Regions from separate parts of the Homo sapiens genome. Here region 2 is linked to region 1. A link is an interaction called in ENCODE POLR2A ChIA-PET data of the cell type or tissue named here. Cell type or tissue: PC-9. All regions are shown on one strand. Each heading gives the region's core, and the rest is flanking DNA. Links, peaks and the distances in the headings are about the cores only.

Region 1 (12,522 bases), core at 5,049-9,048:
TATTAAGTTGGTGTGAGGAACACACTAATAATCCCACAAAGGCTAATCTCTGACATCTGATTTCTTAAATACAAATACAAAGTACTCTTTTTCTTTTTTTTTTTTTTAATTGATCATTCTTGGGTGTTTCTCGCAGAGGGAGATTTGGCAGGGTCATAGGACAATAGTGGAGGGAAGGTCAGCAGATAAGTGAACAAAGGTCTCTGGTTTTCCTAGGCAGAGGACCCTGCGGCCTTCCGCAGTGTTTGTGTCCCTGGGTACTTGAAATTAGGGAGTGGCGATGACTCTTAACAAGCATGCTGCCTTCAAGCATCTGTTTAACAAAGCACATCTTGCACCGCCCTTAATCCATTTAACCCTGAGTGGACACAGCACATGTTTCAGAGAGCACAGGGTTGGGGGTAAGGTCACAGATCAACAGGATCCTAAGGCAGAAGAATTTTTCTTAGTACAGAACAAAATGAAAAGTCTCCCATGTCTACCTCTTTCTACACAGACACGGCAACCATCTGATTTCTCAATCTTTTCCTCACCTTTCCCCGCTTTCTATTCCACAAAACCGCCATTGTCATCATGGCCTGTTCCCAATGAGCTGTTGAGTACACCTCCCAGACGGGGTGGTGGCCGGGCAGAGGGGCTCCTCACTTCCCAGTAGGGGCGGCCGGGCAGAGGCGCCCCTCACCTCCCGGACGGGGCGGCTGGCCGGGCGGGGGGCTGACCCCCCCACCTCCCTCCCGGATGGGGCGGCTGGCCGGGCGGGGGGCTGACCCCCCCACCTCCCTCCCGGACGGGGCGGCTGTCCGGGCAGAGGGGCTCCTCACTTCCCAGTAGGGGCGGCCGGGCAGAGGCGCCCCTCACCTCCCGGACAGGGCGGCTGGCCGGGGGGGGGGGGGGGGGGGGGCTGACCCCCCCACCTCCCTCCCGGACGGGGCGGCTGTCCGGGCAGAGGGGCTCCTCACTTCCCAGTAGGGGCGGCCAGGCAGAGGCGCCCCTCACCTCCCGGACGGGGCGGCTGGCCGGGCGGGGGGCTGACCTGACCCCCCCACCTCCCTCCCGGTCGGGGTGGCTGGCCGGGCAGAGGGGCTCCTCACTTCCCAGTAGGGGTGGCCGGGCAGAGGCGCCCCTCACCTCCCGGACGGGGCGGCTGGCAGGGCAGGGGGCTGACCCCCCCACCTCCTTCCCGGACGGGGCGGCTGGCCCGGCAGAGGGGCTCCTCACTTCTCAGACGGGGCGGCTGCCGGGCGGAGGGGCTCCTCACCTCCCGGACGGGGTGGCTGCCGGGCGGAGACGCTCCTCACTTCCCAGACGGGGTGGCTGCCGGGCGGAGGGGCTCCTCACTTCTCAGACGGTGTGGCTGCCCGGCGGAGGAGCTTCTCACTTCTCAGACAGGGCAGTTGCCAGGCAGAGGGTCTCCTCACTTCTCAGACGGGGCGGCCGGGCAGAGACGCTCCTCACATCCCAGACGGGGTGGCAGGGCAGAGGCGCTCCCCACATCTCAGATGATGGGCGGCCGGGCAGAGACGCTCCTCACTTCCTAGATGGGATGGCGGCCGGGCAGAGACGCTCCTCACTTTCCAGACTGGGCAGCCAGGCAGAGAGGCTCCTCACATCCCAGACGATGGGCGGCCAGGCAGAGACGCTCCTCACTTCCCAGAAGGGGTGGTGGCCGGGCAGAGGCTGCAATCTCGGCACTTTGGGGGGCCAAGGCAGGCAGCTGGGAGGTGGAGGTTGTAGCGAGCCGAGATCACGCCACTGCACTCCAGCCTGGGCACCATTGAGCACTGAGTGAACGCAACTCCGTCTGCCATCCCGGCACCTCGGGAGGCCGAGGCTGGCGGATCACTCGCGGTTAGCAGCTGGAGACCAGCCCGGCCAACACAGCGAAACCCCGTCTCCACCATAAAAATACGAAAACCAGTCAGGCGTGGCGGCGCGCGCCCGCAATCGCAGGCACTCGGCAGGCTGAGGCAGGAGAATCAGGCAGGGAGGTTGCAGTGAGCCGAGATGGCAGCAGCACAGTCCAGCTTCGGCTCGGCATCAGAGACAGAGAGAGACCATGGCAAGAGAGGGAGAGGGAGACCGTGGGGAGAGGGAGAGGGAGAGGGAGAGGGAGCCATTGTTTCATCTTACCCCTGAGAAACAAAGGCCCAGCGAGGTCAGACGCTTGCCCTTGGCCTGGGCCACACAGTGAGTGAAGGTCAGAGCCTAGGCGGGAAACCACCTCTTTCACGGCAAAGCCTTTGTTCTGGCCTCACTCCTCCACTTTCACTCTTCTCCGCTCAGATCCTGCCCATCCCCTGGGCTCACAGGAGATGCCCCTTGGAGGCCTCCAGGCCAGCGCCCACCCCTGTGGCTGTGGCATCCTCTCCAATGGCAGGCACAGACCTGGACCCTGTTGGCGCCAGCCAAAGTACTCTTTTTCTTGAAATGAGGTCTTGCTCTGTCGCCCAGGCTGGAGTACAGTGGCGCAATCTCGGCTCACTGCAACCTCCACCTCCCAGGTTCAAGTGATTCTCCTGCCTCAGCTTCCTGAGTAGCTGCGATAACAGGCAACCGCCACCATGCCTGGTTAATTTTTGGATTTTTAGTAGAGATGGGATTTCATCATGTTGGCCAGGCTGATCTGGAACTCCTGACCTCAAGTGATCCACCTGCCTCGGCCTCCCAAAGTGCTGATTACAGGTGTGAGCCACCGCACCCGGCCATTAAATACAAAGTACTCTGTCTACAGTGAAACCCGTAGAATGAACAGGAATCTGAGATGCAGCCCATGGAAACCATAAGTGGAATGCCCATATGCTCCTTCTCAAAGCAAGAGGACAAAACTGTTATCAGGAAGAAGCCATGCTAAAATTCAATCAATTTTTAAAAATGTATAAAACATGAAATTGTACTTTCAAAACATACAGTGACATCATAATGACAATTACTGTAAAGTAACAACCATATGGAACAATCTAGGCAGGCCTGCTAGCTGGGTATAGTAATAGGCCCCAAAGATATACTGTGTTTATTTATACTTCTATGAAAGAAAAGAGAAAAGAAACTGAATTAAAAACTTTCAAGTTCTATTTACTGATATACTGGTGCCTTGGAAGGAAAGTTTCTGAGAAAATTAGGGAAATGCTTAAATCTTTGGTTAAAAAATAAGTGAGAAGGCTACTTAATTTTAAATTTTTGACTTATACTAAATAGTTATACTAAAATTTTTTAGTATAAGTAAACAGTTAAAAATCTCACCAAATACAAATACTTTGATTATTGCACTATCCTGGCTCCAATATTTAACTGCCTTTATACTCTTAGACAATTTACCTAAACTCTCTGTGCCTCAGTTTCTCCAGTAAAATGGAGATATTCACAATACCTTCTTCACATGGTTATAGTGAGGATTAAACAAATGAATACCTGTAAAGCATTTAGACTAGTTTCTGGCACATACTCTTAGCTATTATTACTATTAATTCATATGTTTTTTATACTTTTTAGAGACATAATTACAATTATCCACTTATTCAAAACAAACATGTTTAGTAGCCACTATAAAACCGATACTGCACTAGAAGCTGAGAATACAGAGATAAATAAAACACTACCCTATACTATCAACCACAGAAGTAACTGAAAAGACTGTAATAGATCTAGTTCCCAAAAAGATACCAGGTCCAGATGGAATTACAGGTAACTTGCATTAAACCTTTAAATAATAGGTAATTCCTGTGTTATGTAAACTATTTCCAAGCATAAGAATACAGCAAGTTTTCCCAGTTCCTTTTATGAAACTAATATAATCCTGACACCAAAACTTGATAAAGAGACTCATCCTCTTTTGAATAAATGTAAAAATCCTTAAAAAAAAAAAAAAAAAAGATAAGGAACAAATCAACTCCAATAATGTGTTAAGAGACTCCAGCCTGGGCAACCTAGTCTCTACCAAAAATTGAAAAATTAGCCAGGCGTGGTGGCACATGCTTGTAGTCCTACCTAGTTCATAGGCTGAAGTGGGAGGATTGCTTGAGCCCACCGAGTTTGAGGTTGTAGTGAAACATGATCTTGCTACTGCATTCTAGCCTGGGAAACAAAGTGAGACCCTGTTTCCCCAACCCCGACCCCTAAAAAAGAGGTTTTAGTGCTCCTTGACAAAGCAGCTTGAATAAAAACACTAGAAAACATTAGAAAACCTACTTGTTAATAAAATGCATTAACTGTTTAAGGGAGAAAAACTCTAAGGTCATTTTGATAGGACTGCAAAGGGCATGTGACAAAATCATTAGTCATTCTTAATTAAAAGCCCCTAATAAATTATGAATAAAATTAAACTTTCTTAGTATGATAGTGCATATATTAGGAACCAAAAGCAAACAAGTTTAACAAAGAAACACTAATGGATAGATATGTAATAACGCAAGTATAGTAAAATGTTAATAAAGCCTAGAAGGTGTGTGTTGGGGGAAAGGGGGAGTGTAGGCTCTAGAACAGCACTGTTCAATAGAACTAAGATAATGGAAATTTTCTATAATATGTTCTGTCAAATATGATAAGTATTAGCTACATGTGGCCAATGAGCACTCAAAATATAGCTATTTGGGATTGAGGTACTTTGAATTTTGAGTTTTATTAACTTTTGGTTAACTTAAATGTAAACATATAGCTACATGTGGCTAGCAGCTACCATATAAGACAATGTCGCACTAGATTCATATAGCCCTAGATTCAAGTCTTAGATCCACCAACGGCTGTTACTTTATTTCTGAGACTCAGTTAATTATTTTATAAAATGAAAACAGCAATAGCACCTATTACTTCACACAAATTAAACAACATAAAGCAGATAAAGCATGAAGCACAGTCCTCTGCATATGGTAAACACTTAAAATTAACGTTTATTATTCCAACTAAATGAGATCCATGAGCAAAACCATCTATTTGACTCATCATTGTGTTCCTAGTGTCTAGTACAGTGTCCCATACAAAAGACACTCAACAAACATTTATTACATGAATGTTTTTACAGTCACAAGACTTCATATTTATCCTATTAAATTTTTTTCCTTTCTTCACAAAAAGCAGATACTTGATTAAATTTCATGTTAAGTCCACTGTTCCAATCTGTTGAAATATTTAATCCTAATGCCTAATATATTTGATACCCTTTTGAAATTTTGATAAATATACTGCTATAGTTTGAATGTGCCCTCCTCAAAAATTCATGTGTTGGAAACTTAATCCCCAGTGGAGCAGTGTTGAAAGGTGGAGACTTTAAGAGATGAATCTCCTGTGAGTGGATTAAATGCCTTTATCCTGGAAGTGGATTAGTTATTGTTGAGTGAGTTCCTAATAAAAGGATGAGTGTGGCACCTTTCTTTCTTGCTCATGCATGCTCTCTTGCCCTTCTGCCTTCCAACATGGAATGACACAGCAAGAAGGCCCTCGCCAGATGTGGATCCCTCAACCTTGGACTTCCCAGCCTCCAGAAATATAAGAAATGAATCTCTGTTCTTTATAAATCACCCAGTCTCAGGTATTCTGCTATAGCTGCACAAAATGGACTGAGACACATATCATCTATAAATTAATCTGAGCCATTAATAAAAATGTTAATCAGAGACATAGCATTTCTCACTCTCTGGTTTATCATCGGGTGAGTACTAACATTCAATTTAGCTTCACTTTCATCCTTTCTACATATGTCCATCTTGTCCACAAAGGTAATAAGTATGAGACCCTTATAAAGATTAGATTATACCAATTTGTCCTTCATTGAAACTACCTTAAAAAGAACTTAAAATAAAACAACTCACCCTTCAATAGCTGGAGATCTGTCAGGACGAGAACTTCCTCGAGATCTGTATCTCCGACCCAATGGCAACCGTGGAGGTCTTGCTCCCCAGAAGTCAGTGTGAGTCTGGTGACCCCTTTCATTGGCTCTATTATCTTGGTCCAGTGGACTGCTACTTAGAAAGGGTCTAAAATCTTGAAAAAACATCGTGTGATCCAAATGGCCCCAAAGCTAGTAAAGACCAGAAATAAGTCACATGTTAGAAAAATCAATCAATAAACACCTGGATTGTTTACAGTTTTTTATATTACAAATGGCCACTGTGAATATTACTGTATGTCTTCTTCTGCAGAGGTACCAGAGTTTCTATATTTTTGGTCTGTAAAACTATTACATGATCTATACATCTTCAACTTTACTGGGTAATGACAAATTGTTTTCCAAACTGGTTGTAGCAATTTAAACACCCACCAAGTGTTTAAGAGTTTCTACTGTGCCACATCCTGGCAAGCACTTGATGTCACAGGACTTTTTTTAAAAAAAGTTTTTAACAATCAGTGAACAGAAAATGATTTTCCATTGTGGGGCTTTTGGTTTTGCTGTGTAAGAAAAATTACGAATGTTTAATTAAAATGCATGTTTCGGTCCTATGCCAAAAAGAAAATTTAATAGATCTGTGGTGAGCCTGAAGACTCCTTTTAGCATTTCTTACAGGGCAGGTCTATTAACAATGAAGCCCCCTCAGCTATTGTTTATCTGGGTATGTCATGATTTCTTCTTAATTCCTGAAGGATAGTTTTGCCAGATTTAGAATTCTTGGTTGGCAGGTCTGTCTTTCATCACTTTAAATATGTTATCCCACTGCCTTCTAGCCTCCATGGTTTCCGCTAAGAAATCAACAGAAATTCATCTTATTTAAGATCCCTTATATTTTACAAGTTGCTTCTCTCTTGCTGCTTCCAAGATTCTCTCTTTATCTCTGGCTTCGGAAATTTTAATTATAATGTGTCTTGTATGGATGTCTTTGAGTTTATCCTTCTTGGGTGTTAGCTGAGCTTCTTGATGTGTATATTCATGTCTTGTCAAATTTGAAATGGTTTTGGCAATTACTTCTTAAACATGTTTTCTGCACCTTTCTCCCTCTCCTTACCATGATATATATGTTGGTATCCCACACATCTCCTGGACTCTGTTCATTTTTCTTCAGTCTTTTAAATGTGTGCTCTTCAAACTATATAATTTCAGTGGACCTATCTCCAAGTTTGCTGATTCTTCTGTCTGCTCATATCTTTTGTTGAGCTCCCCTAGTGAATTTTCATTTCAATTATTGTAACCTTCAGCTCCAAAATTTCTCTTTGCCTACTTTTAAAAATTTCTCTTTATTGATATTCTCTATTTGTTGAGACATTATTATCTTGAATTCCTTTACTTCTTTGTCCATGGTGTCCTTTAGCTCTTTGAGTATACTTAAGACAGCTGATTTAAAGTTTTTGTCTAGTAATTCTAGTATTAGTGCTTCCTCGGGGTAGTTTCTGTTCATTTCTTTTTTCTTGTGAATGAAGCATATTTTCTAGATTCTTCACATGCTTCGTAATTTTTTTTAAAAAAACTGAACATTTATAATGTGTAAAAAATAAAAACAAAAATAGATGGGTACAGTGGTGTGTGCCTGTAATTCCAGCTACTCAGGAAGCTGAAGTGGAAGGATCGCTTGAACCAACGAGTTCAAGATTAGCCTGAGCAAGGCAAGACCACATTTCAAAACAAATAAACCAAAAAGAAAAAAAAAAGAAAGAAAAAGAAAAGTAAAATGCTCGCCAGGTCTCTACTGATTAGCTGTTGGGGCACTCCTTCAAAACTTACCCAGGGCCTTTATAAATCTACCTTAATATTCACTTCCTGTTTGTGTTGAACCTAAAGACAAGCCAGAGGTGAAAGCTAATGGCCTTCTCAGGTCTTTTCTGAGCACACATACTGCCCTGAGCTGTGCACTTGGCTTTCTAGTTTCTCATCCACAATAGCTTTTCAAAGCTCCTATTCCTCTACAAAAACTCACTCTACAGCTTTTCCTCTCAGGCTTTCAATATCTTATTGTTTGCCCTGTTTTTTTTTTTTCTTTTTTTGGTTTTTTTGTTTGTTTTTTGCCCCTGGTGGCAGTCCTTTGGAGAAAGGACAAAACAGAACACAGAATCCCTCAGGAGGAAGAGTGTCCACTCTCTGGAATCAGGCACCAGCATGGGGAACACAGGCTGTCATCTTCAAGACTGCAGCCATACCAGGAAGGGAGGTGAGGCTAGGGTAAGCTAAAATGCCACAAAGATCTCTTACCTTGTTTCAGTGCCCTTTCTTCTGGCGAAGTATTTGCTTGGCTGCTGTAAACCTTTGATTACCTTTCCAGAGTTTTGATAAGCTAAATTCTGACTTTTCTGTCAAGGTGTTTGGTGTTTCTGCAGAGGGATGACCCACAGAAGTCCTACTCTACCATTTTCGCTGACATCACCCTGTCATTGTGGTTTTAGTTTGCTTTCCCTGATACGAATATACCAATAAGGCTAAACATCTTGTCATGTAATATTTACCAGCCATTCATATGTCTTCTCTTTCCCCCAACATTTTTTTTTTTTTTGGTGTTTTAGAAATCCAGACATTTCTTTCTTTTTTTTTCTTTTTTTCCTTTTTGAGATGGAGTCTTGCTCTGTTGCCCAGGCTGGGGTGCAGTGGCACGATCTCGGCTCACTGCAACCTCCACCTCCTGGGTTCAAGCCATTCTCCTGCCTCAGCCTCCCGAGAAGCTGGGATTACAGGCATGTGACACCACGCCCCGCTAATTTTTTATATTTGCAGTAGAGATGGGGTTTCACCATGTTGGCCAGGCTGGTCTCAAACTCCTGACCTCAAGTGATCCGCCCACCTCGGCCTCCCAAAGTGCTGGGATTACAGGCGTGAGCCATGGCGCCCAGCCACATTTATTTCTTAAATTTAAACTCAGTGTTAAATCACACTGAGTTTACTTTTTCAGTACTCATCAGTTGTTTCAATTAAATCAGTTTTAAATCTCTATTCTTTCTCTTTTATGTCTTATCTTGTTTCATGTCTTTTGTCCATTTTCCTATTGAACTGACTTTCTAATTGCCTTAGTATCTTTTTTTTAAAATTCTATATTTTAATAGTTAATTCCTGCTAACAGAAACGCAACTGATTTTTGTATATTGACCTTAGTATACAGAAAATTTGCTGAACTCTTAATAATTTGTGTACCTAGAAAACCCAAAAACAGGCTGGGCACAGTGGCTTATGCCTGTAATCCTAGCACTTTGGGAGGCCAAGGCAGGAGGATCGCTTGAGCCCAGGAGTTCAAGACCAGTCTGGGCAACAGAGTGAGATCCTGTCTCTACAAAAAATTTAAACATTAGCTAAGTGTGGTAGCAAGCACCTGATGTTCCAGCTACTCGGGAGGCTGAGTGGGGAGGATCACTTGAACCCAGGATCTTGAGCTCAAGCTCATGAGGTCAAGGTTACAGTGAGCTATACAGAACCCTAATTATATGCTATGTTTTTTCCTATACACACATACCTACAGTAAAGTTTAATTTATAACTTATAACTTAATTTATAACTTAGACATAGTAAGAAATTAACAACAATAACTAATAATAAAATAGAACAGTTATAACAATATATAATAATAAAAGTTTTGTGAATGTGGCCTTTTTTTTTTTTTTTTGAGACAAGGTCTCAACTCGGTCGCTCAGGCTGGAGTGCAACGCCGTGATCATGGTTCACTGCAGCCTCAATCTCCTAGGCTCAAGTGATCCTCCCACCTCAATCTCCCAAGTAGCTAGGACTACAGGGATGTACCATCACACTCAGCTAATTAAAAAAAAAAATTCTTTTTAGAGATAAGGTCTAATTTTGTGGCTGGTCTCAAACATCTGGCTTAAAGTAATCCTCCTGCCTCGGCCTCCCAAAGTACTGGGATTGAACCATGAGCCTCTGTGCCCCACTTTAAAATATCTTATTGTAACCGGGCGCAGTAGCTCAAGCCTATAATCCCAGCCCTTTGAGAGGCTAAGGCGGTGGGGGGGATCACTGAGGCCAGAAGTTCGAGATCAGCCTGGCCAACATGGTGAAACCTTGTCTCTACTAAAAAAATTAAAAAATTAGCCGGGCATGGTGGCATATGCCTGTAGTCCCAGCTACTCAGGAGGCTGAGGCATGAGAATCACTCAAACCCAGGAGGCAGAGGTTGCAGTGAGCCGAGATCACTCCATGGCACTTCAGCCTGGGCAACAGAGCAAGACCCTGTCTCAAAAAAATAAAAATAAAAATAAAAATAAATAAAATAAAATATCTTATTGTACTATACTCACCTGTTTTCAGGCCATGGTTGACCACAGGGTAAGGGGGGGGCTACTGTACCAATTCAGACTCCTACCAGAGTATAAATGCTTACATTTACCCCTACTCTGACCAACATTTTTTTTTTTTTTTTTTGAGAAGGAGTCTCGCTCTGTCACCCAGGCTGGAGTGCAGTGGCACCATCCTGGCTCACTGCATACTCCGCCTCCCAGGTTCAAGCCATTCTGCTGCCTCAGCCTCCAGAGTAGCTGGGATTACAGGTGTCTGCCACCATGCCCGACTAATTTTTTATTTTCAGTAGAGATGGGGTTTCACCATGTTGGCCAGACTGGTCTTGAACTCCTGACCTCAGGAGATCCACCTGCCTCGGCCTCCCAGAATGCTGCAATTACAGGCATTAGCCACTGCACCCAGCCTGACCAACATTTTTTTAAAGTTTTAAAAATTCTAATATATAAGCTGAAGAACAAAGAGTAATATGCAGAGTAAAAACATCAATTAGATTTCTCAGCCAGGCACAGTGGCTCACATCTGTAATCCCAGCACTCTGGGAGGCTGAGGCGGGTGGATCACCTGAGGTGAGGAGTTCAAGACCAGCCTAGCATGGTGAAACCCCGTCTCTACTAAAAATACAAAAAGTTAGCTGGGCGTGGTGGAGCATGCCTGTAATCCCAGCTACTCGGGAAGCTGAGGCAGGAGAATTGCTTGAACCCGGGAGGCAGAGGTTGCAGTGATCTAAGATCGCGCCATTGCACTCCAGCCTGGGCAACAAGAGTGAAACTCTGTCTCCAAACAAAAAGATTTCTCTAAATACTGGTGACATAAAACACCTTTTCATTTTAACTGCCATTTGCGCTTCTTATCAAATCTGCCTTATTTCCCTTTACTTTCTAATTATAGTCTTCATCTATTAGAGATCACTGGTTTCTAGTCTGAAAAACGGTCTAGAACACAAGAATTCTCTTGACCCAAAATTCCAAAGTAAACACGACATTTAAAAACCTAAAACTATACTTGTCTTCAATAAGTGAAAAAGTACGAGCAGACTCCTCCATGTTCTCAATCATCTATCTCACTAAGGTGAATTATAAGAAATCTATGATTCCCTTACTATATACAATTCCACAACATTTGCTCACAGAAGACAACTCTCAAAGTAACCATTAGTTTCATTATAATATAAAAATGAAATATTTAAAATCTTGACTGGCAGAAAAGTCAAGCACCAAGTTCATAATACTCTGCTTTGATACTAACATACTTTAGATGACTATAAATTGTTACCACACCTAATAATATACAAAATTTCTAAAGGATCCATGCTTAAAAACAGCTTCAACATCAGCATGAGGCATTTTCCTACTAGTATACAAAGTGCAAATTAGTGCAAATTAATAGTAACAGTCAATGTATTTGTGGCCTATTTTAATCTCAAAATAATAGTGTACCCTGACCAAAGAACACAGGATGGAAAAGCACACCTCACAAATTTATACCAAATCAGCACTAAGGATAAAAATAGCTTCAGGTCATTTGTCTCTGAGTAGACTTAGATAAGCATAAAAGAAAAAAAAAATAGCTCATACAACAAAACTGGGTATTCAGGACACAGCTTACATAAGTAAAAACTAATAGGGAACACTATCATAGAGTTTTGCTAAAACAGTCTAAAGAATCACAGAGACAGTTTGACAAGTTTTGCCTTGAAAAACTGAAAACATTACTCTGAATGTAAGTATAATGACAGTATTTCTGAAAATATTTGGGGTGAACTATTTACACATTCAAAATAAAAAACAGGATGGACAATATCTTCCATTTGGCAGAACTTGCTCTACACTAACCATGATCACATCAGCACTTCTTAAAATATTATGGTCTGTTCCTCAATGAGTTGAACAGTTACCATATGACGCAGCAATTTCACTCCTAGTTATATAACCAAGAAAATTAAAAACATATGATCACACAAAAACTTGTACAAAAATATTTACAGCAGCATTATTATCCATAACAGGCAAAAAGTGTAAACAACCTAAATGTCCATCAACTGATGAATAAATAAAATGTGGAATATCCATACCATGTAGTATTATCCAGCCATAAAAATGAAGTACTGATACATGCTACAGCATGGATGAACCTTGAAAACAGTATTCTAATTAGAAAAGAGTCAGTCACAAAGGTTCACATATTGCATGATTTCATTTATAACAAATATCCTATATAGGCAAATCCATAGAGACAGAAAATAGATTGGTGGTTGCCTAGGGCTGAGAGAACTGTGGAGAAATATGTAGTGACTACTAATGTGTATGGGGATTCTTTTGGGGATGATGAAAAAGTTCTAAATCAGTGGTAATAGTTGTATAACTCTGTGAATA
Region 2 (12,522 bases), core at 4,732-8,731, 180 kb after region 1:
TGATGATCAAATGAGGTAAAATGCATATAAATCCCCTAGAACAGTCCCTGCCACAAGGTAAATACTCAATTAGGATTAATTATGGTTATTCTTCTTTTTTGAGATGGAGTCTCACTCTGTCGCCCAGGCTGGAGTACAGTGGCGCAATCTCGGCTCACTACAAACTCCGTCTCCCGGGTTCAAGCCATTCTCCTGCCTCAGCCTCCCAAGCAGCTGGGACTACAGACGCCCCCCACCATGCCCGGCTATTTTTTTTTTATTTTTTGTAGAGACGGGGTTTCACCGTGTTAGCCAGGATGGTCTCGATCTCCTAACCTCGTGATCTGCCCGCCTCGGCCTCCCAAAGTGCTGGGATTACAGGCGTGAGACACCGCGTCTGGCTAATTATGGTTATTCTTATCATCATCATTTGAAAGAACAGTTGTAAATAAAGAGAGTAAATAAATTATCCTCCTTGTTCCTAAAAAGACGTTTTGTTATAAAAGTCTTCTTTATCAATAAGATGAAGTAATGGAGGCAGGAGACAAGTGACAATAAAAAACAGTCATAAAAAAAGAACTGCAGAAACTAAGGTCTTAACCCAAATTAGCAAAAGCAAAATTGAAGCTCAATTTTCATTTTGGAATAGCTCTACAATTCCATAAATCTGCAATTAAAGGTTTCTAGATACCAAAGAGACACAATGAAAGAGACAAAACAACAAAAAACACATAAACACAGATACAGAACTAGAGACTGCGACAGGTGGAGCACATGACACAATAGACTGACAGAGAATAAATCAAAAGAACAGAGAGGTGGACCAGAAAGAAAACAAGAATTCATGCTCTGTTTCACAGTAATTTACGACTTCCCAAGCAGCCAGTTCTCCCATCTCCCACTCTCCTTCCTTCCAGCTCCATACAACTTACATTAAAAGATGCCAGGGCCTCAGAGACACTCTTCTCGATGAACTCATCAGTGATTCTTCGGGAAGGATGTTCATTAAACACAGAATTCATTAGCGCAATCTTTGCAGCACTCCTCCGGGCCTCAGCTTTTGTGGGGCAAAACTAGGCAGGGGAGAAAGAGTGAGAATATGTGTATTTGTGCATATGAGAGAGAGGAAGGAACAGTGGGAGGGAAACACTTCAGATAGAAAACACTTGGACGCTCTTTGGATAAATCAGTTGTGTTCAACACACTTTCCAAGGTTTTTATGGTAAAGTGGTTGGGATGTTTGGAAACATAATTTTGATTCAACATCCTGAAGTCATTAAGGAACTGGGAGAGGGCTGTAGCTCATACCAAACTGAATGCAGAACGAGGAAGGCTGCTTAAGTCAGCATATAATCACTGGTCATGAAAAATACCCGTTTAAACTGTCGACAGAATTAGTTACTCAAAAGTCAGATTCTGGCCGGCTTAATAGAAATCTGTATCTTGTTCTGCGGACAGGTAAGGTTTTTTGGATTCCTCTAGATAACCCAAGATTAGAACCAAAGCTGTGTCTAGGCTGCTTCTACAGAGGCCACTGGTCTCTATCAGAAGCACCCATCTTGGAATCTCGGACTTCATTTTTAGCTGTGAGCAGGCATTTTCTCAAATAACGTAGTGAGCCAAAGGAGCTATCCCTGAGAAGGGTTTAAGTCTGAAGAAGGAATTTATAGACTTCTTTTTTCCCCACAGTGGAAACAAAGAGGAGAGGAGTAACTAAGGGAAGGAAAGCTGACTTAAGAAGGAAAAAAATAAAAATTAATTCATGTTTTTATATTGTATCCAACATAGGTATCATAGAACAAGTCTGATCTGCAGAAGTCTCAAAATTATTCAACTTCAGATCTCTAGCCACCATAGTATTCCTTTATAATTCATCTTTATTGGCTGTCTCAAAGGCCTCTTTGCCCTATGTCATTTATGAGTAATTAGAGGAAAGGAAGAAAGTGATGTTGCAGTTTTTAAAAGTAGACCAAGGCCGGGCTTGGTGGCTCACACCTGTAATCCCAGCACTTTGGGAGGCCAAGGCAGGAGGATCATTTGAGCCCAGGAATTCAAGAATAACCTGGGCAACATAGCAAGACCCCTGTCTCTACCAAAAAAAAAAAAGAAAAAATTAGCCAGGCATGGTGACACGTGCCTGTAGTCCCAGCTACTCAGGAGGCTGAGGCAGAAGGATCACTTGAGCCAGGAGTTCCAGGCTGCAGTGAGTTATGATCACACCACTACACTGCAGCCTGGGTGACAGAGTGAGACTCTGTCTCTAAAAGAAAACTTAAAATAAAAAGTAGACCAGGGGTTGGGCATGGTGGCTCATGCCTGTAATCCCAGCACTTTGGGAGGCTAAGGCAGGAGGATCACTTGAGGCCAGGAGTTTGAGACCAGCCTGGGCAACATAGTGAGATGCCAACTCTACAAAAAATTTAAAAATTAGCTGGGCATGGTTGTGGTGCACACCTGTGGTCCCAGCTAGTCAGGAGGTTGAGGTGGAAGGATCACTTGAGCCTAGGAGTCAAGGGTGCAGTGAGCTATGATTGTGCCACTGCACTCCAGCCTGGGCAACAGAGCACAACTCTGTCTTAAAAAAACAATAAATAAGTAGACCAGGATGTGTTTAGTACTTAAGCATCCCTAATATCAATAATTCCTAATTTCTATTAACTGACAGGCTCTCTGAGACAGCATATGAGGCTTGGTAAGTAAGTCCTAAGTCTTCCCAGTGCTTCAATTTGTCTGTTTCTATTTGTCTGTTACTAGCTTGCTGGCCTGCTCTATAGTGCTGTTGCTTAAAAAGTCATCTGTGAAGAAAACCAGAGGGAGAAATTTCACCTGCCAAAGTGGATAAAGAGGTATAAACTCAAACCCATCTTGAATTTGAGCAGTTATGGATATGCCCTTGCTCAGTATATCGGACTATCAACACCCAGCCCATGTTCTAATCTAGCTTCAGTTATTGCACCCTGCCCCTGGCTGGGCGAGGTGGCTCACACCTGTAATCCCAGCACTTTGGAAGGCTGAGGTGAAAGGATTGCTTGAGCTCAGGAGTTTGTGACCAGCCTAGGAAACATGGCAAAACTCCATATCTACCAAAAATACAAAAATTAGCCAGGCATGGTGGCATATGCCTGCGGCCCCAGCTATTCAGGAGGCTGAGGTGGGAGGATCACTTGAGCCCATGAAGTTAAGGCTGCAGTGAGCCATTATTGTGCCACTGTACTTCAGTCTGGGTGACAAGAGTGAGGCCCTGTCTCAAGAAAGAAAAAAAAAAAAAAGCTGGGTGAAGTGGCTCATACCTGTAATCCCAGCACTTTGGGAAGCTGAGGCAGGCAGATCACCTGAGGTCAGGAGTTCAAGACCAGCCTGGCCAACATGGTGAAATAATACAAAAATACAAAAATTAGCTGGGTGTGGTGGCCGGAGGCAGAGGCAGGGAGAACTGCTTGAACCTGGGAGGTGGAGGTTACAGTGAGTCAAGATCACACCACTGCACTCCAGCCTGGGCGACAGAGCAAGACTCTGTCTCAAAAAAAAAAAAAAAAAGTTTAGGCTAAAAGGCCAAGAAAGACAATTCTCCTCTTTCCAAAAATAACAGAAATCAAATTACTATAATGTTTCAGTTATGGGCATTGTCATAAAATTTTCAAGTCATTCAACAATGTAATGAGGTGGGAAGAAGAAGGAAAGATCAGCCAGGCACGGTGGCTCACGCCTGTAATTCCAGCACCTTGGGAGGCCGAGGTGGGCGGATTGCTTGAGGTCAGGAGTTCGAGACCAGCCTGGCCAACATGGCGAAACCCCATCTCTACTAAAAATACAAAAAATTAGCTGAGCGTGGTGGCAGGTGCCTGTACTCCCAGCTACTTGGGAGGCTGAGGCAGGGAGAATCGCTTCAACCCGGGAGGCAGAGGTTGCAGTGAGCTGAGATCGGGCTGTTGCACTCCAGCCTGGGCAACAGAGCGAGACTCTATCTCAAAAAAAAAAAAAAAAAGAAGAAGGAAAGATCTTATTCTCTTAGAAGTGAAAGCACAGGCTGGGCGCAGTGGCTCACACCTGTAATCCCAGCACTTTGGGAGGCCAAGGCGGGTGGATTACAAGGTCAGGAGATTGAGACCATCCTGGCTAACATGGTGAAACCCTGTCTCTACTAAAAATACCAAAAAAAAAAAAAAAAAAAAAATTAGCTAGGCGTGGTGGCATGCGCCTCTAGTCCTAGCTACTGGGGAAGGTGAGGCAGGAGAATCACTTGAGCCCAGGAGGCGGAGGTTGCAGTGAGCCAAGATCATACCACTGCACTCCAGCCTGGGTGACAGAGCAAGACTCCATCTCAAAAAACAAAAAAACAAAAAAACAAAAAAAAACAAGTGAAAGCATAAACATTTGTCATCTTGGGTATATAGTTATTTCTCTGAAATGACTGAAGTTCTTTTTTTTTTTTTTTTGAGCCAGAGTCTCACTCTGTTGCCCAGGCTAGAGTGCCGTGGTGCAATCTCAGATCACTGCAATCTCCGCCTCCAGAGTTCAAGCAATTCTCCTGCCTCAGCCTCCTAAGTAGCTGGGATTACAGGCGTGCACCACCATGCCCAGCTAATTTTTGTATTTTTAGTAGAGACGGGGTTTCACCATGTTGGTCAGGCTGGTCTCAAACTCCTGACCTTGTGATCCACCCGCCTCGGCCTCCCAGAGTGCTGGGATTACAGGTGTGAGTCACTGTGCCCGGCCTGAAATGACTGAAGTTCTAAGGGAAAAAATTTCATCACCTGATTTGAAATGAAGCTTCCTTAGGACTGCTTCTGTTTGAGGCAGAAACTAAGCTGCAATGGCACTCATTCATGCAACAGACGTATTATTTGCCTACTATCTGCTAGGCACTAAGATGGGTGGTAGGGATTTAACGAGAAAGAAGACAAACACAATCTTTGCCTCTATGGAACATAGTCCACTAGGAGAGACAAACAATTATGATATGTTGTAATAAGTGATATGATAGGGGAAGTTCAAGGTGCTATGCAGACACACAGTAGGGCCTTTAACCTTGTCTAAGGGTTTCACAAACCATATGGAAAACAGAACAAAGGTGTTTATTATTTTCTCTAAATTCCATTTGAGACTTTTAAGTTGACATTTCAGAAGGCTGCCTCCCTGTCTGCAATGTAAAAAATCCATCTTTGATGAGAATATTCGTACTAGTCCATAATTTTTCACTACTACCTCATAATGGCAACCATTCTTTTCATCATCATAGGTATTTCACATAATTGTAGAATGTTAGTAGTAGAAAAGACTTTAGAAATAATCTAACCTATCTCCTTCATGTTATAGATGGGAAAAGTGAGGCCCAGAGATTTGCCCCATTGATATTCAGAAGAATGTAAATTTGGATCTCCTAACTCTTAGATGAGTACTGTTTCCAGCATACATAGTCCCTCCGATTTGACCTCTTAGAGAACTCCAACATTGCTTTCTTTAGTAATTGCCTACGAAAAAGTACTGGAGGCAAGGAATATTGTTCTATATCCTCAATAAGAGATGGAAGAAAGTTGGAATGCAATAACTGAAGCCAGATTGGAACATGGGTTGGATGCTGGTAGTCGGATATACTGAGCAAGGGGATATTCATAACTGCTCAAATTCAAAATGGGTTTGAGTTTTTGAAAGGAAAGCATGCTACTGAGGTTCTACTATGGTCAAATTGGCCTCAGATGCTTGCCAGAATAATTTCCCCAGAATTGCTTTAGGTCCTCAAATATATGATTTCAGGCAGTTTAATGGCCAAAGTGGTGGAGAAAGCCGTTACTAACATCTAAGCATTTACCTTTGCTACTGCCACCTCACAACTCTTACCTGGAAACTCCCAAAGCAGCTTCCCCCAGGCAGGGTGACATAGCAGACATAAGGAGGGCTGTTGGAGGGAACCATCTCATAAACCACTAGAGCCCCATTCTTTAAGTCAGCACCACGGGACTGCTTCATCTGCCAGAATTCCTGAAGTGCCTCCACCACATTCACTACAAAAGAGAAGTACTTAAGTTCAGCAATGAATGAGAACACCTCCACGTGGTGCTATACTTCAATACAGTACCTGTAACCTGTACCTACATTAAGAGTCTGCCCCTTAGCTCCCTACCTATCGCCATTGAAAAGCATTTAAGTTAATAAACCTAGACTGTGATTAAGTTAATTTGCCTAGAAAGACCAGAGTAGGCCTGCCCTCCTCCACCACTTTTCTGGTTCACATTTTATTTTATTTAAATTTTTTTTTCACTCCCACCTCCAATCTGAATAGTTCACATTTTAACTTAGTCCTAGAATAACTTAAATATTGAAGGCAGAGTTCCCAATGTCAGCAGACCATTATCACTGCCTGATGAAATACAAGCAGATTATTCCACAGTTGGTTAGCTGGCCCAGGATGATAATAACCACCACAATAAGTGCTAACATGTATTGAACTGTATGTCACCCATTTCTGTAACTGCTTTACGTGTTTAATCACAGCAACTTTATGAAGCAGATATTTTTACTATCCATATTTTACAGATGAGGGAAATGAGGTACAGAGAAGTTAAATAACTTGCCCAAGGTTATGCCAGGAGAAAGTAGCAGTTTGAGTATTCAAACTCAAGTAGTCTTGGTTCCAATGAATATTCTTTTATGCAATACTGCTGGCTCAAGGAAATATAGCCCTAATAACCATTCTCGAGCCTGTGCTTCTAGTGAGCACATCCATTGCCAGATTCCTTTTCCAACCCAGAATACTATGTACATACTACGAGTGAGAGAAGCCAGGGCATGGGGGTGGGAGAGAAAACTCTTTTGAGGCTTTACCTGGGTATAAATGTTTTTGGAGGAGCCATATGGTGAGATGCGAAGCAATGCAATGGGAAGCAATTGGAGGACTTTAAAAAGAAGCACTCCTCCATGGGTCGGTCTCTCATGCTCCTTCACATCTTGCTAGGTACACCAAGATTGCAAATCCCTGACTGCTCTTTACTTGGGCTATTTTTCAGGACTGTGCTTGCAGCAAGAAATATTGAGGGATGAGGTACTACCTTCACTCAGATAAAGAACTTGCTTGCTTCAGCTTGTTGTAAAATGGCAAGTTCCCCAAGCTGTGGGTTCTATAAGTGTTCCTCTGTTGTGAAGCAACCCATGGCCTATGCAAGTATCCACCTGAGTCCTCTGCATTGGACTTGGGAGGAGGCAAGGAGAACTAATATAAACATGATGCTCATGCTACTTGCTGTGCTATGAATAATAAATTCCTTTGTCTCTAAATCTCAAAGTCTCTTGACTTCTGCCAGCACCCATGAAACAGTAAATGGCTAATTTATTAGTTGTAGGTAGGCTAAAATCAAACTCCAGACCTGACATTGTATTCTAGAAAACTTCCTCTCATCCCTACGTTTTCCTTATGTAGCCTACAGTGTAAAGAGGGAAAGAGATATTAACCAAATCTCAAACAAATGTAAAATTGCAGCTGTGATCAAGTTCTATAAAGGAGTGATAGATGTCGGCGTATCTGACCTAGTTAAGAAGGTCAAAGAAAGCTACCCTGAGGAGGCAATATCTAAGTTTAGGTATGACTAGGAATTCACTAGGCAAGAGGTGAGAGGACAGTGTTCTGTGCGTAAGGAACAGCATGTTCAAAGGCTCATGACGGCAGGGAACATGATGAATAAAGGGAATTAAGACCATATGGCTATGAAAGAGTGAGGGAGGGGAAGTGTAATGCAAGATGAGGTTGCAAGAGGAGGCAGGGACCAGACCAAGTAGGGCCTTTTAGGCCATGTTAGAGTATTGGCTTTATCCTAGAGCAATAGGAAGCAATTGGAGGACTTTAAAAAGAAGGGAGTCTTTCTAACTCAGCTCCAAGGAAAAATAACTAATTAAAAAAAAAAGGAGGGATGAGATCAGTTTGCTTTTAGAAAGGATCACATTGGCTCTAGGGTTCCAAACATTTCAAATAGTTTTAGCTAAAGCCTCATAATAATAAATTATCCCAGGTGCTCTGAAATATCTTGCAACATACTGACCACTCTCCTTTTTTTTTTTTTTTTGAGACAGAATCTCACTCTGTTGCCCAGGCTGGAGTGCAGTGGAGCGATCTCAGCTCACTGCAACCTCCACCTCCCAGGCCCAGGCGATCCTCCAACCTTAGCCTCTGAGTAGCTGGGACCACAGGTGCATGCCACCACGCCCGTCTAATTTTTGTAATTTTTGTAGAGACAGAGTTTCACTACATTGCCCAGGCTGGTCTCAAACTCCTGAGCTCAAGCGGCCTCCCAAAGTGCTCCTCCTCCACCTTGGCCCCCCAAAGTGCTGGGATTACAGGCGTGAGCCACCACGTCTGGCCTCTCCTCTTCTACTCTTAATCGCAACAAAGTCTCATTCGTTCTTTCATATTTCCTTAGTTCAGATCTGCCAAGAAGACACCAAGATGGGATAGACAATTGCAAGAGATTTATCAGGGAGGAAGTAGGAGACAACAGGGAGAGCCTTCTGAGCACAGCAAAGATCTCATGCCTGTGGAAGAGAGGGAAAGAAGGAGGTCTAGATATGACAATCTCAGACTGTAGTACAGTTTTTGTTGTTGTTGTTGTTGTTGTTGTTTTTTTTCTAAACAGATTCTCACTCTGTCGCCCAGACCGGAGTGCAGTGGCGTGATCTCAGCTCACTGCAAGCTCCACCTCCCGGGTTCATGTCATTCTCCTGCCTCAGCCTCCTGAGTAGCTGGGACTACCACCACGCCCGGCTAATTTTTTGTATTTTTAGTAGAGACAGGGTTTCACCGTGTTAGCCAGGATGATCTTGATCTCCTGACCTCATGATCCGCCCGCCTCGGCCTCCCAAAGTGCTGGGATTACAGGCGCAAGCCACCACGCCCGGCTGTAGTACAGTTTTAAGAAAGATTTGGCTAAGTCAGTGAGAAGTCCTCATGCCAAAGGAATCCCATATCTCACCAGGATCTGCCTGTGTTAATACCCCTGATGTGCTAGGTCATTGGCTGGGAGCAGCCTACAGGAAGCGTGGTTCCTTCAAATGTGGTTATGGATGCGAATGTGCGACTTTGTGGTGCAAATGTGGTTATGGATGACCCAGAGTGGGCAGTGGCTGAGGCTGTTAGTTATGCTCCCTGCAGCAGGCAATGAGAACTGCACATTTTCATGGCTGTCATATACACGTTAGCAAAACTTTGAGCACTTAATAGGTACATGGCATCATTCTAAGCATTGAGCATGAAAAGAATAACTCACAGTTCCTGCAAGCAAGGAATTTATTTTATTTTTGAGTTGGAGTCTCCCTCTGTTTCCCAGGCTGGAGTGCAGTGGCGCAATCTTGGCTCACTGCAACCTCTACCTCCCAGGTTCAAGCAATTCTTCTGTCTCAGCCTCTTGAGTAGCTGGGATTATAGGCACATGCCGCCACGCCTGGCTAATTTTTGTATTTTTAGTAGAGACACGGTTTCACCATATTGGTCAGGCTGGTCTCAAACTCCTGACCTTAGGTGATCCACCTGCCTCGGCCTCCCAAACTGCCGGGATTACAGGCGTGAGCCACCGCGCCCAGCAAGCAAGGAATTTGAAATCAGTGGCCAATAATAAATTATCTCGCCTGCTCTGTGACTGAAACAAACACCCATGTACTAGCCTGAGTTGGAGAAGCAGCATAAACTCTTTTTAATAACCTACATTTAACTGACTTTTAAGAATGCTCATTCTTCTATTAAAAGACAGCATGAGGGCACATGTCATTAGGACCTCCTGAGGCTCTGTCATGGGCAAAAAAAATTAAAATTAAAATTTAAAAAAAGATCCAGCATGAAAAGAAAACTCTCTTTCCTTCTATTGGTTTTGGCAGGGCTCTTCAAAGGTCAATACTGACCAGAAAGCTCAGCCATCTTTGTTCTTTCCGTGAGATCTTTTCAGCTCCAGTTCCCTCTTTGAGACAGTTTAGCACAATGCACTGGGTGACAGCTCTCTTGACATGCACACAACAGGGAGAATACTGGAATAAAGAGGAAGAGGAGGAGACCACCATAATTGGGAAGGTCCTATTAAAAAGCATATGTTCAGTCTCTATCCAGTTAAACATTCCTTTGCACAGACTAGAGAATCATTTTTTAATGATTACTCAAGGCCAAGGGACATGGGGAGTCTTGATTTTAGAAATGTGAGTATGAAATGATAATTGGGCAAAGTGGTCAAGAAAAAAGCAACTAATTGTGATCCGCATTTGAAAATGCTTCTAGACTTATTCATTTTTAGGGCTGGAAGGAACTTTAGAGATCATCTAGTCCAATGCTGGCTAAGAAAGAACAGAAGACTTGTTTGAGGTCACATAGCTATGGCAGAGTTGGGGCATGAATCTAGATTTCCGGGGGCCAATATTCTTTCCAATTTGGGAATCTTAACACAGGCTCCAAGGTCCAGTCCACAGCTGAGCTTCATGGAGGTTCACAAGCTTCCTAAAACTGTTAAGTAAAATTATGTGTGTGTCTGTATGCATATGAGTATTTGTGCATGGGTATATGTGGAGCACCCAAATTTTGTATCATATTTTCAATGAGGAACCATGGATATAATGGTTTACATAAGGATGGCTAAAGAACAGTGAGGTGGGAGGGTAGGAAGAACTGAGATATACACATCTGATAATTGTTTTCTCAAAGTCTCTCACAAGAAAGACCAAGATAGGAATATTTCAGTGCTTATACCCTGCTGTTGAATAACAAAAAAGAGAATAATTTAGTTTTTGCCTTTAGGAGATAAAATATACGAATGTCTAAGTGGACAGGATGGGAATGAGAGGTAGTGATCATTTTCAGCCAAAATAAAAACTTTTTTTTTTTTTTGAGACAAAGTCTTGCTCTGTCGCCCAGGCTGGAGTGCAGTAGCATGATCTTGGCTCACGGCAACCTCCACCTCCAAGGTTCAAGCAATTCTCCTGCTCAGCCTCCCGAGTAGCTGGGATTACAGGCGCACGCCACCACACCCAGCTAATTTTTGTATTTTTAGTAGAGACGGGGTTTCGCCATGTTGGCCAGGCTGGTCTTGAACTCCTGACTTCAGATGATCCTCCCACCTCAGCCTCCCAAAGTGCTGGGATTACAGGTGTGAGTCACCGCACCTAACCTAAAACATTTTTTTTTTTTGAGGCAAGGTCTCGCTCTATCGCTGAAGCTAGAATTCAGTGGCACAATCACACCTCACTGCAGCCTTGACTTCCTGGGTTCAAGTGATCCTCCCACCTCAGCTCCCTGAGTGGCTGGGACTACAAGATGCATGCCACCATGCCTGGATAATTCAAAAAAATTTTTTTGTAGAGATGGGGTCTCACTATGTTGCCCAGGCTGGTCTCAAACCCTAAGGTTCAAGCAATCCTCCTGCGCTGGCCTCCAAAATGCTGGGATTACAGGCATGAGCCATTGTGCCTGGCCAGGATAAAAATATTAAAACAATATATGAAACTACAGTAAAAATTTTATATCATAAGGATAAATACAACCTTGCCAGGAAGGTAATTAACAAAAATAAAAGAAAAAAGTAATAAATACAACTTTGTGGTGGGGAAGCAGGAATAAAGAGATAATGAAGTTAAGAGGTGAGTAAAAAGATTCTCCTTGATCATAGAGGATGGCGAGAATAGACTGACTCTATTCACATTATTATGGAAGATAGGGAAGCTAGTTAACAATAGTTCATCTATTTCCTATTTCAATGTTTAGAAGGTACATCTGCCCCTAAATAGCCCACGATCCACAGTCTCTTTGGAAGGAGAGACTGCAAAGTAACAGTGACTTTGGGAGGGGACTCTGGTAGACTGAATAATGCCACCTGCCAAAATGTCCATGTCTTAATCCTTGGAACCTGTGAATGTGACATTATCTGGCAAAGACTTTGCAGATGAGTTTAAATGATCTGAGATGGGGAGATGACCTAGATTATATAGGTGGGCCCTAAGTGCATTCACAAGTGTCCTTATAAGAGGGAGGCAGGATGGGCACACTGACTCATGCCTATAATTCCAGCACTTTGGGAGGCCAAAGCAGGATGATCACTTGAGGCCAGGAGTTCAAGATCAGCCTGGGCAACACTGTGGGATCTCATCTCTACAAAAAAATTTTTTAAAATCAGCCAGGTGTGGTGACATGCACCTGTAGTCTAGCTACTTGGGAGGCTGAGGCGGGTGGGAGGATCACTGGAGCCCAGCAGTTCCAGGCTGCGGTGAGCTATGATTGCACCACTGCAGTCCAGCCTAGGCAACACAGCGAGATTCCATTTCTTAAAAAAAAAAAAAGGAGGCATATTTGATGAAGAGGAGGAGTCACGGAGGCAGAGATTATAGTGATACAGCAATAAACCACGTAATAAACCAATGTCAGCAGCCACCAGAAGCTGGAAGAGGCAAGGAATGAATTCTCCCCTAGAGCTTCTGGAGGGAGCACGGCCCTGCCAACACCTTGATTTTGGCCCAGTAATACTGATTTTGGACTTCTGGCCTCCAGAACTATGAGAGAACAAATTTCTGTTGGTTTAAGCCACTAAA

What was found. Peaks named below come from ENCODE experiments on the same cell type or tissue, not always from the same donor. Only the 100,000 strongest peaks of a DNase experiment are listed, where the experiment ranks them.
Region 2: POLR2A ChIA-PET joins it to region 1 with 7 read pairs; 2 of 35 experiments call an interaction of 5 or more read pairs at or near these places.

What each region holds. Positions count from the first base shown.
Region 1 is chr1:145,765,910-145,778,431 of GRCh38, forward strand. It overlaps RNF115 (ring finger protein 115), which reads right to left. Exons shown (of 9, transcript NM_014455.4): 4 at 5,802-6,010. Among named protein-coding and RNA genes, the nearest start is that of RNF115, 52 kb to the right of the region's middle. In PC-9, for the core only: no CTCF peak of the experiment used is centred there; no DNase peak of the experiment used is centred there; H3K27ac peaks cover 385 bases.
Region 2 is chr1:145,941,802-145,954,323 of GRCh38, forward strand. It overlaps LIX1L (limb and CNS expressed 1 like), which reads right to left. Exons shown (of 6, transcript NM_153713.3): 2 at 5,818-5,981; 3 at 912-1,052. Among named protein-coding and RNA genes, the nearest start is that of LIX1L, 10 kb to the right of the region's middle. In PC-9, for the core only: no CTCF peak of the experiment used is centred there; no DNase peak of the experiment used is centred there.